Linked DNA regions of Homo sapiens: region 1 is linked to region 2. A link is a contact called in ENCODE Hi-C or POLR2A ChIA-PET data. All regions are on one chromosome and are shown on one strand. The core of a region is the stretch at or near the end of the contact, and the rest is flanking DNA. Distances in the headings are between cores, read along the strand shown.

Evidence for each region. Hi-C counts contacts between places; a loop is a spot of excess contacts on that map. ChIA-PET counts read pairs that join two places held with the same protein, here RNA polymerase II (POLR2A). Pooled maps may share reads with other maps.
Region 1: a loop to region 2 is called in a map of PC-3, with 7 times the contacts of the local background. The contact joins the enhancer-like site here to the promoter of LINC01694 in region 2. A Hi-C loop is called at or near these places in 15 of 168 maps with a recorded cell type or tissue (CD4-positive, alpha-beta T cell, CD4-positive, alpha-beta memory T cell, CD8-positive, alpha-beta T cell and 10 more), 9 of 37 single-sample maps with no recorded cell type and 20 of 50 pooled maps. POLR2A ChIA-PET finds 5 or more read pairs at or near these places in 1 of 52 experiments (activated CD4-positive, alpha-beta T cell).

Annotation. Positions count from the first base shown.
Region 1 is chr21:45,816,342-45,823,204 of GRCh38, reverse strand. All of the region lies in intron 4 of PCBP3 (poly(rC) binding protein 3), which reads right to left. Among named protein-coding and RNA genes, the nearest start is that of PCBP3-AS1, 17 kb to the left of the region's middle. RefSeq lists enhancers at 765-1,450, 5,197-5,696, 5,697-6,198. Within about 2 kb of position 4,749, at least 3 of the 41 ENCODE cell types and tissues checked have a DNase peak (open chromatin) inside an H3K27ac peak, as active enhancers do; they include PC-3, where a contact is called at or near this core.
Region 2 is chr21:45,590,063-45,597,335 of GRCh38, reverse strand. It overlaps LINC01694 (long intergenic non-protein coding RNA 1694), which reads right to left and starts at 3,682. Exons shown (of 2, transcript NR_146912.1): 1 at 3,628-3,682; 2 at 1-945. It overlaps LOC107985485 (a long non-coding RNA gene), which reads left to right. Exons shown (of 2, transcript XR_001755092.2): 2 at 7,122-7,273. RefSeq lists silencers at 287-581, 6,165-6,654, 6,665-6,814, 6,855-6,924 and enhancers at 1,126-1,627, 7,196-7,273.

The DNA.
Region 1 (6,863 bases), core at 3,500-5,999, 220 kb before region 2:
TGCAGAGGTCATTTCACAAAAGGTGCCAGTACAATCAGTTTTAGGCCAGAAAGTTAAAAAGTCTAATTCTAATCTCACCCACTACGTCAATGTGAGTCCTTGTAAAATTTTAAAAGTAAGAGTTGAATAAAACTACAATCTTATCTCACCCTTAGGTTGCACAGACCGATGTCCTATAAGAGGACAGCATGGAGGGGGAAGACCTTACCCCCCGCTAGGGCCCAGGTCAGCCTCACATGTGAGTCACAGTGACAGGGTGTGCCCGATACCATGGGGTGACAGTGGTACTTCACCTCTGGGGGCTTCCTCCTCAAACTCATAGCCCCTTCCTGTACCCATGAGAAAAGCATCAGACAGATCCCAGCAGAGGGATAGCCTGAAAAATGCCTGATTAGTCCTGCTCAGGACAGTCAAGGTCACCAAAACCAAGAAGAGTCAGAAACTCACAACCAAGATGGGTGTGTCCTGTGCCAGGTCTGCCCCTCGTGCACCTAACCCTGTCCCTCACTCTCCTAACCCTGTCCCCTGCTGGGTCCGCCCCTCACTCTCCTAACCCTGTCCCATGCCGGGTCCGCCCCTTGCTCTCCTGGCCCTATCCTGTGCTGGGTCCGCCCCTTGCTCTCCTAATCCTGTCCCATGCCAGGTCCACCCCTTGCTCTCCTAACCCTGTCCCATGCCATATCCGCCCCTCACTCTCCTGGCCCTGTCTTGGGTCTGTTATCTGCTTAACTGACAATTTTTAAAGAACCATTTTTAAAAAATCATTTTTATAGTCACCTGGAAAGAGATCAGTTCTTGCTATGGTTGATTTATAGCTTCTTGGGGGATGTGTCCAGTTTTAACCATGAAACATTTAAAAGAACGCAGAACACCGGAGAAGGCCCCAGAAAAGGCAAAAGAGGAGCTAAAGAAATGGACAGTGCGGCCAGAGGAAAGGCTCAGGCTGCAGTGGGGGCTGAGGACCCCGATGGCTCCCAGGATGACGGTGCCGGTGCCTGTGCCTGCAGGAGTCCTGCCAGCTTCTCCTGACCTTCAAAAGGGTCAAACGAGCAAATGGCCTCACACTGAACACAGAGAGATACCGGAGGCTATGGGTGATAGTCACACGTTGAGGGACATTGTGAAACCACTTCCCAGGGTGAGCAGGGAAGCAAGCTCAGTTCCAGGTGTCCTCCAGAGGATGAGCATGTGGAATATCATTTCTCAAGGCTCATGATTTTGGGGTCTGATAAATAGCTAAGTTGTCAGGAAAGAGAAGGTAGGAAAATGATGAGAGCAGGTGTCGGAAACGCCGAGTGACAATGCACCCTAAGGAGGAGCCTCCCCTGGGCGGTGCCTCCCTGACACTGCCGGTGCTTGCAGGACGGAAGCTCGAAGGGCCAGGGCTGGGCTCTGCTGCCTCCCATGACCTGGAGCTCCAGTACAGTAGAGGGAACAGAACCCCAACCCCAGTCTGCATGACAGCCACAGAGCACCAGCAAGAAGTGACAAGAGCAGGGAAGGGAGCAGAGACAGGCTGCAACATGTCACGAGCAGTCAGCATCACACGGGAGGACAGGAGGGTCCCGTGGAGAAGCCAGAACAAGAACCAGGGAGACAGGTGAGGAAGAGAGTTCTAGAAATGAGTTAGGGGAGGGGGCGGGGCCCACAGCAGGGTGCAGGCAGGGAAGAGTATTCTAGAAATGAGTTAGGGGAAGGCACAGGGCCCACAGCGTGGTGCAGGGGGAAGAGTGTTCTAGAAAAGAGTTGGGGGAAGGTGCGGGGCCCACAGCACGGTGCAGGGGGAAGAGTGTTGTAGAAAAGAGTTGGGGGAGGGTGCGGGGCCCACAGCGTGGTGCAGGGGGGTACTGGACCTCAGTTGAGGACCTCCTGGGCTGGACATCAGGCTGGAGCTCAGTGTGTGCTGGGCCAGTGTGACCCAGGAGTCACTGGCGACCCTGAGGGTCTTGGAGCCCCTGCGGAATCCAGGATTAGGGAGAGGCTGCACAGGAGAGGGGGTCCCTCCCAGCCTGCCAGGCAAAAAGTGGGAACCGGGAAGGGGGAGCAGGTCAAGAGTTGAAAGATGCTGTTCTCAAGAAAGGATTCTGCCTCTAAAAAGAGAAAAGGTACCAAGTTAGCCCAGGTCACAACGCCAGGCTCGCTGGCTCTGCAAGACAAGGGTGCTTTGCAGAAGCCACATGGATGGACAAGGACGAGGGGCCGGGTCTCCTCTCAGAACGCACTCCTCAGACACAGGTGTGCTATCACTGCTGTGGCCTTCAGAGTCTGAGGCTCTGTCCTCTCGAGGCTGTATCCCGCAGGGTCCTGAGGGCCTCTGCTGAAGGCGGGGCACACAGCCCAGATCGTGTGGCCAACAGAGCTGCCTGTCTGCTGCAAGGATGAAAAAGCGCCTCCCACCAGGATATTTCTAAACCGGGAGAAAAGGACGTGGCTCAGATACGTCAGCCCTGCCACGAGGTGGCAGCAGAGGTCCATGGTCATCCCCCAGGTCCCAGGAACTCCCTCCTCTGGCTTCTCAGAAACCAAGGTGCCTCTGGGGCTTGGCTCTAACCCAGGGGTCTGCAGGCCCCGCTGGCTGCCCATATCCACAATCCACGTTTCCCCGGAGCACAGTCTCACCCCCTCCTTGACTCGTGGTCTGCAGCTGCCTTCCAGCACCAGGTCAAGGCCACGCACACTGCAGACCGTGTGGCCCGCAGAACCCAAGCCACCTGTCCTATCCTGACCTGGGTCATCACAGGCCCTCACAAGGATTGTGGGAGAACAGCAGCCAAGCTGAAGTGCCAACACTGCGTGACATCCTCCTGGGCCTGGCACTCCTATCCGTGGGTGACAAAGTTCCCAGACAGCAAAGCGACGAGATAAAATGGGGCCCATGGGGCCAGGTAGGCGCAACGACCTCACAGGCAGCAAAGGTGTGCTGGCCCGTGGTGCCCACTGCCATGGCAGCCGGACTGGGTGTTCCCAGGACGGATACACTTGACATGGACACACCAAAAACACCTGACAGCCGGGAGAAGGCCAGCATCATCCCACACATAGCCGAGAGCCAGGAAAAGGCCAGCGCCACTCCCTTCAGAGGAGATGAGGTCTGAGCTGGTCCATGGGTCAGAGCCAGTGGCTGAAACGGAGACCCAGTCTCCAGGGAAGACCCGCAACAGTCCTGCGGTGTAGAGCAAACATTCACCCCACCTTCCCCAGCGGGCCTGAGTAACTGCCTGGAGTGACAGCATGATGGGCAGAGTGAGTGGCCAGGCCCTGGACCTTCAGACAATGGCTGGGTCTGGGGCCTGAGCTCCTGCCCACTCCAGGGGACTCAGACACCATCATGGACCCACAATTAACATGACAGACGGAGCTTGGCCCGAGTCCATCTGGCAGAGGCCCTGTGCCCGCACACCCATCTGCTAGACGTTCTGGTACAGCACTGGACAGAGGCGCCCAGCAGCTGCCAGACAAGCCCTCTGGCCCCGGCCTTGAGCAGGATATTAAGGCAGAAAAGGCCAAGTACAGTCCCCAGGAGCCTTCCCCACCTCAGCCAAGATAGCACCTGGGGAAGACTGTAGAATCTACACTACCATCAAGGACTTCAGGGCTGCGTGGGCGGTTTGACCCCTTTCCATTTTCCACTCTAGAAACCAGATGGACTCTGGGGACAACAGTGGCTGCCGGCCTCGGCCTTGGGGTGCCCAACGGCAGTGTCGTGCCAGGTGTGGTCTCTGCACCTGCATCCGCTTACTTGATGAACATGCCCTTCATCCCGTCTGTAAAGAGGATCAAAATTAGACTGTGTGTTCTTGGGAGAAGAGCAAATACATAACCAGCGCTTTCCCTCAGAGCTAAGGGAGCCCTTCCTGCTCTGTCACAGGACAGTCTTCAGGGACTCCGACTGCTTTGTTTAGGTTTTATTTTTTAGAGCAGCAAACTGAGCACAAAACACAGAGATTTCCTATATACCCCCATCCCCCACGGCCCATCCCCCACAGCCCGCCACCAGAGCAGTACATGAGTCACAACCAAACCCATGTGGGCACATCACCACCCCCCAGGTCCAGAGTTCACAGCAGGGCTCACGCTCGGTGCTGTACTCTGTGGTTTGGGCAAATGTGTAATGACACGCATCCACCATTACAGCATCACCCGGAGTATTTTCCCTGTAGTAAAAGTACTCTGTGATCCACCTACACATCCATCTCTCCGCCCAACTCTTGGCAACCACTGATCTTTATACTATTTTTATAGTTTTGTCTTTTCCAGAATGTCATATAGTTGGAATCGTATAGCATGCAGCCTTTTCAGGCTGGCCTCTTTCACTAAGTAACACGCATTCAAGGTTCCTCCGCATCACTTCATGGTTTGACAGCTCATTTCTTTGTAGTGCTGAATCATATTCCACTGTCTGGATGCACCACTGGTGTATTCATTTGCCTACTAAAGGATGTCTTGGTTGCTTCCAAGTGTTGGCAATGATAAACAAAGCTGCTATAAACATCTGTGTGCAGGTTGTTGTGTAGGCTGAAGTTTTCAAATCCTTTGAGTAAATACCAAGGAGCATGACTAATAGATCTCACGGTTAGAGAGATTTTAGTTTGCAAAGTGATGCAACCACTTGGGAAGGTAGTTTGGCAGTTTCTTACAAAACTGTGGCAGTTTCTTACAAAACATTCTGCAAATGGCAAAACTATAGTGACAATAAAAACATGAGTGGTTGCCAGGGGCTTCAGGGACGGGAGGAGTGAGTACGTGAAGCGCATGGGGGCAGTGGAGCTCTTCTGTATGACACAGTAATGACAGGGACACGTGTCACTGGACACTTGTCAAAACCTGTGTTCAACACAGTGAGCCCCAATGCAAACTATGACCATCCGTGAATAACAATGAACCAGGCCGGCGCGGTGGCTCACACCTGTTATCCCAGCACTTTAGGAGGCCGAGGCGGGCAGATCATGAGGTCAGGAGATCGAGACCATCCTGGCTAACAAGGTGAAACCCCGTCTCTATTAAAATACAAAAAATCAGCCAGGCTTGGTGGCACGCACCTGTAGTCCCAGCTACTCGGGAGGCTGAGGCAGGAGAATGGTGTGAACCCGGGAGGTGGAGGTTGCAGTGAGCCAAGATCGCACCACTGCACTCCAGCCTGGGCGACAGTGCGAGACTCTGTCTCAAAAAATAATAATAATAATGTACCAATATTGGTTCATTGACTGTACCACACTTGAGGCAAGATGTACGTAACAGGAGAAGCTCTGTATGAGGGGAGGAGGTGGCACGCTCTATACTTTCCAATAATTTTTCTGTATTGTAGAATACAATTGCCCTAAAACATAAAGACTATTAACTTTTCAAAAGTGAAATAAATCCTGAGTTCATAAGGATATCATCAACTGAAAATGGAAACCACAAGGTTTTGGATTTTGATTCCAACCATGAAGGAGTAAGGACTTATGATCCCACAGTAAAAACCTTAAGAATTGGACAGAAATAAGAAGCAAGTGTGTTCGAGCATTGCACAGCAGGGTGCAGGACTGTGATCTTTCACCCGGCGGAGACACACGCTGAGCTCCTCGCCGGCTGCTTTCTAGCTGCGTCCACTGTCAAGTTGCTGCTCACGGCAGTGCAGCACACACACAAGCTGCTGCCTCGCTGGGGGGCTGAGGACAAAAGGCAAGCATGGGGGCTGCGGCAGCAGCTGGAATATGGGAGATGGGGACAGCAGAGGCAAGAGCTAAGAGGAGACGGGGCCCCCAAACTGCAGGAAGATGTTGGCCAAATACTATGCTGTGCACGCAAGGACTCCATGAGGAATGGCAGAGAGAGACAGAACTACTGGGGAGTATGAGGTGAACAGACACGCTAAATGTCATGTGGTACCACGAGGCGGGGACTGCTCACAGCCACAGTGGAGGCCCCTCACTCAGCATCCAGGGTGTTCACTTGAGACCCATGAAAGGCTACACCTTAGGAGGAGGACAACGTTAAGTTCTAGAGGAAGGGATAGTGAAGACTTTCCTTGACAAAGTTCGACCGAGCCATGACATGAAGTTTCGGTAAATTAGATGCCTGCAGAAATAAAAACCAAAAACAACAAACACAACACCCCAAATTCTTAACAGCGTAGCATATATAGTCACGTGCCACACAACGGCATTTCAGGCAACAACAGACGTGCCATATACCACAGCCGTCCCTTAAAATTAGAATGGAGCTGAAAAGTCCCATCACCCTGCAACGCTGTGGCCTCCTTAGGAAGGAGTGCAGCTGGCTCCCCCCACGCCTGTGGTGATACTGGTGTAAACTCACCTGCTGCCCTGCCAGTCACATCAGAGCGTAACTCGTACAATTACTTACAATAGTAATACCTGACGATGATAATAAACGATGGTGTTACTGGTTTGTGTATTTACTATACTATATTTTTACCATTATTCTAGTGTACTCCTTCTATTTATTAAAAAAAAAAAAGTTAACATAGAACAGCCTCAGTCAGGTCTCTCAGGAGGTGTCAAGAAGCAGGCACTGTGATCACAGCAGAGGACAGCTCCACGCCTGTTACTGCCCCTGAGGACCTTCCAGCGGGACAAGGCGTGGAGGTGGAAGACAGTGGCATGCACGATTCTGACCCTGTGCAGGCCTAGGCTAAAGTGTGTGTGTGTGTCTCAGTTTTTAACAAAAGGGGAGGGGAGGGGAGGGGAGGGGAGGGGAGGGGGAAGGGGAGGAGGAGGGGGAGGAGGGAGAGGGAGGGGAGGGGCAGGGGACGGGGAGGGGGAAGGGGAAGGGGATCTTAAACATGAAAAATTCTTATAAAAACAAAGAAAATATTTTGGCGTAGCTGCATACAATGTGTTTGTGTTTTAAGCTAAGCG
Region 2 (7,273 bases), core at 2,433-4,932:
CTGGTGGGAAGGGATTGGATCATGGTGGTGGTCCTTCACAAGTGGGTTAGCGCCAGCTTCTTGGTGCTGTTCTCATGATAGTGAGTTATCGTTAGATCTGGTTGTTTCAAAGTGTGCGGCACCCCCTCTTTTTCTCTCTCTACTGCTCCCATGTGAGACGCCTTGTCCCGCCTTCACCTTCCACCATGACTATAAGTTTCCTGAGGCCTCCCTAGAAGTGGAAGCTGCTATGCTTCCTGTAAAGCCTGCAGAACCGTGAGCCAATTAAACCTCTTTTCTTCATGAAGTGCCCAGTCTTAGGTATGTCTTTATAGCAGTGTGAGAATGGATGAATGCACGAGGTCTTCAGGACAAGCCCGATTTCATTGGTTACGAGATGCATGTTTTTCATTCTAGCCCCCAGAGACCTGGATACGTTGCACAGATGCTGACAGCAGGTGGCAGTGTGGAGCAGCGGTGTGACACCTGCAGGGCCCTCCGGGGACACCACATAAGGGCAGCCACAGTGTCCCGGAGCCCATGCAGTGTGACAGCCCCAGGTAACTCTCCAGCCAGCACTCCACCCGTGGAATTACAGCCGACTGAAGCACCTCTGCTACATTCGTCAGCTTGATAAATGTCCAAGGAATGAACCAAGCACAGGGACCATCTCTTCCGGTAGCTTCTCACCATCACACACACTTTGCAGGGCCGAGGGCTCTTCCTGGCCCATATCTAGCACCTAGATATTTTATTCACTTATGTTTTGAATATTTCATGGGTCCTTCTCCCCCAGAGGCCTCAGAGCACTCCCAGAATTGGAATGGAAATACACAGTGTGTCCTTGTCAGCTGTCCGGGCCGCCGCGTTCAAAGGGCAGGACATAGTAGCTTCTGCTCAAATTAGAATGATCTGTCTCGTCAAGCGGAAGATGGTTGTTGAGACTTTGTGTCTTTAAAGTATTGCCTAAAAAAGCAAGATTAAATGAACGCATGAATGCTTGTGCAATACGGCAGGAAAATCCCGGGGGTCTGCCTGGACTGCTCGCCCCAACCCTCTCTACGCGTGGGTTCTGCTGCAACATCGAGGAGAGAGCAGGGGGTGCTCATCTCCAGGCCATCGGCAAAGATGTCAGACTGTACTTGTCCCACAGGCCTGGCCGGCAACAGCAGGGTCTCCCCCAAGTGGGGCTTGCCAGCCGCACTGCTGCATGTGGCTTTGGGAGGGCCTGCGGGAGCCTGCTGGTCCCCATGGGCCTGGCAAGCATCTGCCCTGGTAGACTGAAGTGCCCCCAGGCCCTGTGGTTAGTGGAAGCCTGCTGGCCCCTGGAAGATCTGGGAGAGGAGAGCTGGACAGCTCACCCACCACGGCCAGCATGAAAGGCAGCTAGTAAGCCCCCCTGCGCTGTCAGCCTCTGCTCAGAAGTCTCTGGAGTGGTGTCCAGGTGCTGAGGGGGTGCACTGATGCTGCACTGATGCTCAGCCAGGAGCAACTGGAGCAGAAAGCAGCAGTCATGGGAAGATGCCTCAGATCACACACATGCACATGTGCACACACATGCACAGATACATGCAGACAGACGGACACATGCACAGATGCACATGTGCAGACGCACATGTAGATGTGAGCACACACATGCAAAGACACACACACCAGGCACATGCACACATGCACACAGGAGCGACTGAAACTTACAATAAAGCACGAACAAGTCTACGGTTCCATAGGCGTAGCTCTGTTCCAGCAGACGCTGACCAACTCTCCCATTAAAAACACAACACAAGCTAGAAAAAACTATCTTAAAATGTCTGTTCGAAATCAATGAAGAACTCCTAAAGCAGTGACAATTTTGGGGGCCAAGGTCTGAAAGACGGGGAAAGTAAGGATGATGGGCTGATGCTTGGGGCGGCGTGGATCCGGGCTGACCAATAACTGGGGAAGCAAAAGCTGAGCTGAGCCATGGGAGCCGGACTCAGCTCTCAGCACTCATGGGGCCAAAGGAAACAAAGGGGCCCCGAGAAGCCCCTCAGCTGTTGGTGGGAACCCTGAAGGGGAATCAGCCTGACCCCACCCTCCCAGAGTCTGCAGTTGGGTCACAAGGGCCTCCCTCCCTGGGTGACCACAGGAGCGAGCGCCACTCGGCTCCCTGGAGACGGCACCACTGGTGGCCTGAGACCTGTCCTATGAACATCTGTCACTCAACCAAAAATGCCAAGGGTACAAGATGAAAATCAACCAAAAAAGGTGAAGGAGAAGAAGCAATGCAGAGAAGCTGCAGAGGAGTGGAGGGAGGTGGCCCCAGGCAGGCAGGGGAGTGGGAGGGAGGTGACCCCAGGCAGGCAGGGGAGTGGGAGGGAGGTGACCCCAGGCAGGCAAGGGAGTGGAGGAAGGTGACCCTGGATGAGCAGTGGAGTGGAGGGAGGTGGCCCCAGGCAGGCAGGGGAGTGGGAGGGAGGTGACCCCGGACGGGCCGGGGAGTGACCACCCAGAGACCGGCACCCATGATGAGGGGCTCTTAGGGTGGAAAGGAAATGACCCCCCAGGGTGGGGTGGGAGCTTGGGGATAAAGGAAGGAACGCAGACCCGGGAAAGGGAAGTGAATAAAGAGACGCATACATGGTAGAAAATAATGATAATGTGTCCGGCACGGGGGCTCACACCTGCAATTTCAGCACTTTAGGAGGCAGAGGCAGGAGGATCACTTGAGCCCAGGAGTTTGAGACCAGCCTGGGCAACACAGCAAGACGCTGTCTCTACCAAAAATTTTAAAAAATTAGACTGCATGGTTGTGTATGCCTGTAGTACTGGCTACTGGGGAGGCTGAGGTGGGAGGATTGGTAGAGCCTGGGAGTTGGAGACTGCAGTGACCTGTGACGGTGCCACTGCACTCCAGCCTGGGTGACAGAGCAAGACCCGAAAAAATGAAAAAGAAAATAATAACAATAGTGATTTCCAGAGTTTGACATGCAAGTAGAGTTAAAATACATAAGAACAACAGAACAAAGGGTGGGATGGAATAAAGGGGTGATGTAAATCTTTGGTGGTCTGGTAAGAGATAGCAGGAAGAATTTACACTGGACTTTAACATGGATAACTACTGAATGAACAGTAATTCATAACTGGCAGGCTAAGAGAGGATAAACATGGAATAAAAAATAATCGAAGCCACGAGGAGAAGAAGGAACAGGGAACAAGTAGGAAAAACAGAAAACAATTCATAATGCCAGAATTCAAACGCAGATAATGGAATCAAAACAAAAGAACCAGAAAGTTCAATTCAAAGATAAAGATACACTGGATCCTGCAGGAGACACACCCTCAATGTAAGGCCACAGAAAGATAAATGGAAAGGGAGGTCTGGAAAGCTGGGGTGGCTGCATTAACACCAAGCAGAGGAACCACGGGCAAGGAGCTCAGCAGACCAGGGTCAGCTGGTGGCATGGGGCCCAGCCCACGGGAAGATGCCAGCCTCAAACTACAGAAAACAAAGTTGCAGAGTCCAAGAAAGAAGAAGAGAAATCCACAATCATATAGAAAAATTTAAAACATCTCCTGGTCACCAATAAAGCATGTGTATTAGTCCCTTTTCATGCCGCTGACAAAGACATACCCGAGATTGGGAAGAAAAAAAGGTTTAATTGGACTTACAGTTCCACATGGCTGGGGAGGCCTCAGAATCATGGCGGCAGCAAGAGAAAATGAGGAAGAAGCAAAAGCAGAAACCCCTGATAGGCCCATCAGATCTCGTGAGATTTATTCACTCTGGCGAGAATAGCACAGGAAAGACCGGTCCCCGTGATTCAATTACCTCCCCCTGGGTCCCTCCCACAACACGTGGGAATTCTGGGAGATACAATTCAAGTTGGGATTTAGGTGGGGACACAGCCAAACCATATCAGCATGCAAGGAAAATACTAGCAAGAGTACGCAGTATTTGAATCAATCACCTCACTGATGTTTAAATCACTGCACGTGACAGGCGCATCCCAGGGCAGAGCAGCCGCCAGTGCTGAAATGACGGGGCCATGGGGTGATGGGACCGTGGGGCGACGGGGCTGTGGGGCGACGAGGCCGTGGGGCGACGGGGCCGTGGGGTGATGGGGCCGTGGAGTGATGGCGCCATGGGGCTTCTTGGGGGTACACCCTATGTAACTGGAGAGGATGAAGTGAAGTTACAAAGTCATTTACTTGGCCCATGCCCTATGGAGAGGATATTTCCTGTGGTAGCTGAAGTGTGAACTGCCTTATGCTCCCTGCCTCCAGACCCAATTTTCCTGCCTCAACAGGCGCAGGTTTCCCTGTCAGCCCGCTCTGCACTCCTGCACTCCTATCTGATCACCGGGTGTTATCTTTAAATCACTGTCAGATTTGTGTAGTGATTTCTGTAAGTTTAGATTTTTGCACCCTTGTTCCCAAGCAAAATTGGCTGATGATTTTCTTGTGCTGTTGACGGGGCCCCCGTTTGACCTCATCCAGACCCTATGGACGGGTGGCCATAGGCGGGCCACGGTTGACTGACGGAAATGTGGACGCATTGTTTTCCTCTATTTCAAGCACTGTCATCGTGAACATCCTTGTGCATGTGTGTGTTGTATGTCCACCTGGTGTATTGTGTGTGTGTTACCGAGAATTCTGTGTTCGGATGGATTTTTTAACCGACAAGATCCACAGAGCCAGAGCTCTGAACCAGCAATCTGGGTTCTTGTGACAGTGAGCAAAGAACTGCAAACACCAAAATGTAAGCTTAAAACAAGGTTGATTGAAATTTCCAGTAATACTGTCTCAGAGGGTGTGCAGGCTGATTTCTGAGAAGTGACATCAGCACCTGGTTACAGAGCTCAAGGTGCTTCTGTGGGGTGTGAGAAGTAGCTGAGGTTTGGGCTGAGTGACAGGCTGATGTCATTTGGCAGCTTATGGTGACACAGCTAAAATTAAACTGTGCATATTTTTACCCATAATTCATTAAGAAAAGCCCAGTGTGGGGGGGCCACATGTAAATGTTATTACAGTTTTAGGTCACTGGGCACATGCTGCTCTAGGGATTTCTACCTGTGCCCTGGTTTCCCCTTCCACAGGACATGCTGGCCACAGGTTTCACTTCAAACTCCGTCCCTCATGGTGGAGTTAGGGCGGGCTCGGGGCTGAACTTAGGTGGGCCAGGGGCTTAATGACAGCTTCTCTGTTCTCCTTTTTACCCTCTCCCAGCTGCTGATGTGTGTCTAACTACCTAACACGTCTATGTGGTGTGTTTTTTTGTGTGTGGGTGGTGTGCATGGTATGTGTGTCTATGTGGAGTGTTTTGTGTGTGTGGTTTGTGTGTGATTTGTGTGTCGACATGGAGTGTTTTGTGTGTGTGTGGTGTGCGTGGTGTGTGTGCCTATGTGGCATGTTGTGTGTGTGTGGTTTGTGCGTGAGTTGTGTGTCGATGTGGAGTGTTTTGTGTGTGTGGTGTGCGTGTTGTGTGTGTCTATGTGGCCTGTTGTGTGTGTGGCTGGTGCGTGATTTGTGCATATGGTGTGTTGTGTGTATGTATGTGTGCGTGGTTTGTGTGTCTATGTGGAGTGTGGGTGTGGTATGCATGGTGTGTATGTGGTGTGTTGTGGGTATGTATGCGTGTGTGTGGTTTGTGCATAGTGTGCATGGTTTGTGTGTCTATGAGGTGTGTGTGTGTGGTTTGTGTGTGGTGTATCTATGTGGCATCTTGTATGTGTGTGGTGTGTGTCTCTATGTGATGTGTTTTGTGTGTGTGGTGTGATGGTGTGTCTATGTGGCGTGGTGTATCTGTGTATCTGTGTGTATGTCTGTGGAGTGTTGCATGTGTGTGTGGTTTGTGCATGGTGTGTGTCTATGTGTAGTATGTATCTCTGTGTGTGTGTCCATATGGAGTGTTGTGTGTACCTGTGTATGTGTGTGTGTGCCTATGCGGAGTGGTATGTATCTGTGTGTGTGTCTTATGTGGAGTGGTGTGTATCTATGTGTGTGTCTATGTGGAGTGTTGTGTGTGTCTATGTGGAGTGTGTGTGGGTGTCCATATGGAGTGTTATGTGTATCTGTGTGTGTGTGTGTGTCCATATGGAGTGTTGTGTGTATCTCTGTGTGTGTGCCCACGCATGCAAGGGTTTCTCGGGCAGGGCCTGGGAGGCGCGTCCCAGGCTTGGTGCGCATCTGCCCCGGGGTCCCCACGCGGCCGGGCCCTATAACGACCTGGAAATGCTCCAGCGCCTCTTGCGCGGGCGGGACACCGGAATTTCCTAAATTTCAAGCCGGGCGCCGTCCCCTGCGCGAAACCCCCGCTCCCTGGGAGTGGAAGCCGCCGCCTCGCCCGCCGTGGGTGCCCAGGGGCTCCCTGCCGCCCCCGCCCCCGCCCCCGCCTCCGCCTCTCCCGCAGGCGCGCGCTTACCCAGCACCCAGCGCTCCCTGCACCCGGGCGGTGCTCAGGATGAAGCCTGACCGCCCCAGACCCTCTCGGGTCCTACCCCGCGACAGTGTCCCGTGCCAGGGCGACCTCCCCGGGGTCCCCCACAGAGCCATGGGAGAGGACCCCCGGGTTCGCCCTGGAGCAGGAGCCTGGGAGAGGGGCGGGCTCGAGGTGGAGGTGGGGGGCGGGGCGGGGTGTCTCAGGCTCTGCCCCGCCCCTCCTGCCTCAGCCCCGCCCCTCCTGCCTCAGCCCCGCCCCTCCTGCCTCAGCCCCGCCCCAGCCCCGCCCCTTCATGTCTCCGCCCCCATGCCTCCGCCCCGCCTCCTGTCTCCGCCCCGCCCCCCGTCCTGGGCCCTTTGCAGTCCTAGGTCGTCTGGGAGCTGCCGCTGACGCCGCCGACCAGAGCCTTCCCCTCGGCCCCAGCACCCTTCGAACTCCCGGGGCGGGCACGGAGCTCTGGACAGCCGCGTCCCCGCCCTCCCCGCCGGCTCCAGAGTGAGGCCTTCTGCGGGCAGCGGGCACTGGGCTTGGTCCAGAACCTCAGAGGCGGCCGGGGCCGAGATGGAGGGAAACCTGGGAGCGGGCGGCCGCGCGCTCTGCTGGGTCTGGGCTCGGCCGCGCGCCCTCCGGCCTCCTTCCCCCACTCGGAAGTCGCCCCCGGACCCGGAGCGGCCTCTGTGGTTCCGACTGGTCCAGGACGGTGAGACTCCTTCTCTCTCCCCAGCTTTCCTACCAGTGCGGGAAACGGAAGGAGGACTTTTTCTGGAAAATCAGTGTCTGCGCTTCCCACCGGGCGGGTTGGACCTGAAGACACGTCCGTCCCGCGGAGAATACGCGACACCGTGACCGACACGCGGCAGTCCTGCCTTAGAAGCG